2 separate regions of the Homo sapiens genome follow, and region 1 is linked to region 2. A link is a loop called in an ENCODE intact Hi-C map of the cell type or tissue named here. Cell type or tissue: endothelial cell of umbilical vein. All regions are shown on one strand.

What was found. Hi-C counts contacts between places; a loop is a spot of excess contacts. Peaks named below come from ENCODE experiments on the same cell type or tissue, not always from the same donor. Only the 100,000 strongest peaks of a DNase experiment are listed, where the experiment ranks them.
Region 1: a loop joins it to region 2, with 23 times the contacts of the local background. A loop is called at or near these places in 3 of 110 quality-filtered maps.

Annotation. Positions count from the first base shown.
Region 1 is chr12:96,984,303-96,986,802 of GRCh38, reverse strand. No RefSeq gene overlaps it. Among named protein-coding and RNA genes, the nearest start is that of NEDD1, 78 kb to the right of the region's middle. RefSeq lists a silencer at 1,034-1,253. In endothelial cell of umbilical vein, a CTCF peak has its summit at 1,145 (motif pointing right); no DNase peak of the experiment used is centred here; H3K4me3 peaks cover 681 bases; H3K27me3 peaks cover 353 bases.
Region 2 is chr12:96,052,854-96,055,353 of GRCh38, reverse strand. It overlaps LOC124902990 (a long non-coding RNA gene), which reads right to left. Exons shown (of 2, transcript XR_007063413.1): 2 at 1,801-2,010. Among named protein-coding and RNA genes, the nearest start is that of TRD-GTC2-8, 18 kb to the right of the region's middle. In endothelial cell of umbilical vein, no CTCF peak of the experiment used is centred here; a DNase peak (open chromatin) is centred at 1,003; H3K27ac peaks cover 2,144 bases.

The sequences.
Region 1 (2,500 bases), 930 kb before region 2:
TGGCCTAGCCTCTTCCCATCCCACTTCCCCCAACTCTCAGAGGCAACTGATTTTTTTTGTCCTATCTTTTTAGAATAATTCACCACCTCTGCTTTTTCTATCTGTTTTTTTATACCTGATTCCTAATAAATGGAGCTATATTTCACCATCTAGGGAATATATTATTCCAATGGGAAGAGTAAAAGATAAATATTTCTTGATGGAATTTTAGAGAGAGAAATTAATAAAGTTGGCTTTGTGTGCTCAGAATTTCAATAGGCCAAATAAAAGATAAATAATAGAAATAATTATGCGGGTGGGGGGAGCGAAAAACCTTCCCCAAAGTAGATTTTACTTGATGTTAAAAGCAGAACAAAGCCGCCACTTTTAAAGAAAGAAGGGATCTTCTTGATTGTAAATTTTGCCTTGGATGTGGGCGAATGTTGTGTTTTTAAAGAAATTAGAAGAATTAAGTAAGGGTGCCACACCGGTGGAGAGTCTAATTACTTCGGCATGAAGGAGAATAACCCAAATATCAGTGGGATGCGATTATCTTAAGCAAACAGGTTCCCGGAAGCGCGGGGAGTGCACGGCCTGCGCTGCCAGGCGGGACTGGAACAAAGAAGGTTCGGAACGAAGGAGCGAAGGTTCCGGCTTCCCAGTCATTTGGGCCGCGCTTGCGTCGCAGGCTCTGGCTGATGTCCCAAAGGCAACTTCACGCCCCAAGGCCCCTTCCTCCCTCTTCCCCAAAGGCAAGCGGTGGACCTAGAGTTCCTAGAAAGAGCCTCGCCCTTGCTGGCTTCCCGCTACCTCTGGTTCCAATCCGGGGGGCAATTCTTAACTCAAGTTCTCCTGCTCCTTCTCCCCTAAGTGCGCCGCCGACCCCTGGCTCCTTAAAGAGGCCAAGAGGTCTCCCGAGGAACAAGAGGTCTCAAGGATGACTGCCCTGAAACCCACAGGTGATATCCAGGTCGCACTGAAGTGCCCGCTCAGCACTTCCAAATATGAAAGCAAACATTTAAAGACAGGCAGCTAGTTTGGGGCCGACGTGGTTAGCCCTCGCCCCTCTCCCCCTCCTTGTCCCCCAGGGCCGCGCACCTGCCCCGCACCCCAGCGCGGGTCCGCTCACCTGCGCGTCTGCTCGCGGGGCCGCTGCGCCTCCAACCGAGCGCCGACAGAGGGCGCCCGCGGCGAGCCTCGCCGCCCGCAGCCCGCGCTGCTGTGGGCTTAGGTTCCAGGTGGGGTGCCCGGTAGAGCCAGGGAGATGGCAGTGTGGTCTGATGGGGGAGAGAATCTGGGTTTTGGCTATCGAGGATGAATTATTTAACTGGTCTGAAGCCTCAGGTTCCTCATCAAAGGAAATGGTCATAACACTAATATCTAAGCCACAGTTATCAGTTATGATCGTATATTCATTCATTCATTCATTGGCAAGAAATACACTTTGAGGTCTTCACCGTGTCCCAAGCATAGTGGAGACACAAGGGGTCCCTTAGCAATCAAATTAGACCCAGCTTCTGCCCTTTTGGAAAGTACATTTGAATGGGATTCACCTGGGGTAGCATAAACAGGGCTTGGCATGTGGGTCCTCTTAGCCCACCTCCTAGGACACGCTCAGCCCTCGGAAAATGTTGGTGCTTATTAATTATTATGACGTGCTAGTGTCGACATCAAGTGCTTCCTCCTTCTGCAATACAGGGGTTTAGTTCATTCCTGGTCCCCTAGAGCTGAGCACAGCCTGCTTTACGTTAATAGCTCAATGAGAGTTTGATGAATGAATGATGTGGTTGAATAAGCGCGTACCTTGAATCCCTAGAGGAGGGTGGAAGTAATGGAAGGGACAAAACCTTGCCACCTATAAAGCAAATAGCACTGGGGCTGGAGTGGAACCTTCAAGGTAACTTTCCTTCTGGAAGGGGCCTTGCATCTTTGAAAGACTGGCCACTTTCCCAAGAAAAATGAAACGTCTTTCAGCTAAGAGAGATGCGGACCTGCTCAGGGGCCAATCTCCAGCACAGATCTTCCTCATTAAAAGCTTTCAATGACATTCTCGGTGTTAGCTTCCCCCTTCCCACTTTTTAGGTATGTTTACGGGTTTCCAATGGTTTCAGGAAACCAAAAAGCTTTCCCTTGGAATTCTCCCTCAAAGGAACTGATCAGAGATGACAACTTAAACTACTGAAGGGAGTCGTATCTTTGTAAAAACAGACCCTGGACAAATGGGAATGTTCCTTTCAACTCACTATTAAGTGTTTTAAGGTATTAACTTCTCAAACCGCGTCTGAAGAAAGACAGAGTCTGTCTCCTTTTTCTATCTAGCCCAGCTGAGACTGATTTCTTCTTTAAAATAAATTTTATAAAGACGTATTCGTCTTCCATTGCTATGTAGCAAATTACCACAAATTCAGTTTAAAATACCACATATTAACTATCACACAGTGTTTGTGGATCAGGTATCTGGGCACCAGGTTCTTCTTGCAAGGTGTCACGAAGCTGCACTAAAGGTGTTGGCTAGCTGCAT
Region 2 (2,500 bases):
TTGAGATGGAGTCTTGCTCTGTCACCCAGGCTGGAGTGCAGTGGCGCAATCTCGGCTCACTGCCACCTCTGCCTCCCGGGTTCAAGCAATTCTCTGCCTCAGCCTCCCAAGTAGGTAGGATTACAGATGCCTGCCACTACACCTGGCTAATTTTTGTATTTTTAGTAGAGACGGGTTTCACCATCTTGGCCAGGCTGGCCTTGAATTCCTGACCTCATGATCCACCCGCCTCGGCCTCCCAAAGTGTTGGGATTACAGGCGTGAGCCACCGCGCCCAGCAGATATTTCTTTATAGCAGTGCGAGAACGGACTAACTCACCATCTTTTTGCACAAGGCAGAGAGCCAGATTAAAAAGGCAGGTTGTGGAGCCTGATTGCTTGGTTTGAATTCCGGTTGAATCTTGGCTGCTTACTTAATTGCACCATGCTTCAGTTCACCATCTGTAAAATGGGAATAGTAATAGTACCTACCTCTCAGGCTGTTGCCAGGATTAATTGAAATGTGTTAATACATTTAAAGTGCGTAGAAGAGGGCCTGGGATATAGGAAGTGCTAAAAACAATTGCTAAATAAATCCAATGAAGTAAAATAAAATTGGTGTGATTATTAATTCATGCTGTGCTACAACCTACTTTAAAATAATGGCCTACAATTACTTGGTTCAATGCACTATAAATTTGGTTTAAAAGATCACAACAAAAGAACAACATGACTTTCTCATGATCATTTATATAGGTAACATACAATCCAGTTCCTTCTCATATATAAATTTCCCTGTTTGTAGTCATAGTGTTGTTACACTGTTATCCCACAGTTCCACATTTTATAGGAAATGTAGTTTCTCCTTCCGGCTTTTGTTGCCTAAGGTCTAATCTTGCAGACTTATTATAGCAAAATGTTGCTCAATTTAGCCCACCCAGTCTCATGAGACAACAGGCTGACCCAAACAACCCCAAAGGAGAGAAACTGAACAGAACGCGCATACAACCCACACTGCCTTGTGTTCATTTTGTAAACGTCAAGCTCTGAAATTGGGTCAATGGTCTTGTTATCCCTTGTCTGTGAGTTACATTTTCTGAATTGTGTATGTGTTAGGAACTTTGGTTAGATATTCTCTGTATATTTTATTCTTTGGAAATCTTCCAACCTCCACCCTTAAGTAACAATGACTTTTGAAATGGTCTAAGAAAAAGGAAAAATCTCATTTGCAATGTTTTGCGCGGTGAGGGGAAGAGAGGAAGTTAGAAAAAAAGGCCTGTGGTGAGGCCAGGGTATAGGGCAGTGTTCTAAAAGGATGTGTTCTGGGGTCTCATTGTCTGGGTTTGAACCCCAGACCTGCCTGTTCCAAGTTGAGTTGACTTGAGCAATTATTTATTGGAGCTTCTGTTTCTCCTCTGTGAAACAGAGATAATGCCTCACAGTGGCAGCCAGCTTCCAAGGAGTCTCCCAGTGATCACCCCTCCTGGTACTCATGGCTTTGTGGTGTGCCCTCCTATTGTATTGGGGTTGCTCTGTGTGACCACTGGAATATAACAAAAATAGTTGTATATTGTTTTCACGGCTCAATTGTGTTAGCAGAAGGCAGCTTCCCCATGGCTGCCATTTCCTCCACTTTTAGAGAATGGGAAACTTCAGTGATTCCCTGCCCTGATCACCAGGCCAGGGTAGACTAGACGGCCCCAGTGCACACAGACATCTTGTGTAAAATGTGAGGCATTCATTCTTCAGAAAAACACGTGGGGGTTCAATAAGTGTGTCTTAGTCCATTCAGGCTGCTATAACAAAATACCATAGACTGGGTAGCTTATGCACAACAGAAATTTATTTCTCACAATTTTGGAGGCTGAGAAGTCCTTGATAAAGATGCCAGCAGATGTGATGTCTGGTGAGGGCCCATTTTCTGGTTCATAGATGGTGCCTTCTTCCTGTGTCTTCACATGGTGGAAGGGCATACAAGCTCTCTGAAGTCCCTTTTGTAAGAGCACAAATTCCATTCACCAAAGGCCCCATCTGCCAATACCATCAACTTGGGGGTTAGGATTTCAACATATAAATTTTGGGGGTGACACAAACATTTAGACCATAACAAAAGATGAGTTTTTTTCTGAATTTGCTTTTTGTTCCTAACTTTGCTTATAACTGTCAACCTCATAAGAAGTATTTTCCCTCTCAAATACCCATCCAAACTTTACACATTCATTCATTAGAGGTTTCCAAAGTAGTATGGACATAGGCGTATGGACATAGGCACATGGCAATTATTTGGATGCAGGCAGAAACTATTAAATCTTTAAGATTATTTATGTAACTGGCTTCACAAACATAATTTGTAACATACAATTATAAACAACTATATTTTATTCTTCTACTGTCCCTTTAATTTTTCTCAGTGAACTGGTATTTCCTCTGCCTCTGGATAAACCTTGTGCAGGCTCGTGATTTTTCTGGATCCTCAGATAATTACAAGTTCTATGATCATGTTTCATATATTGCAGCCTTA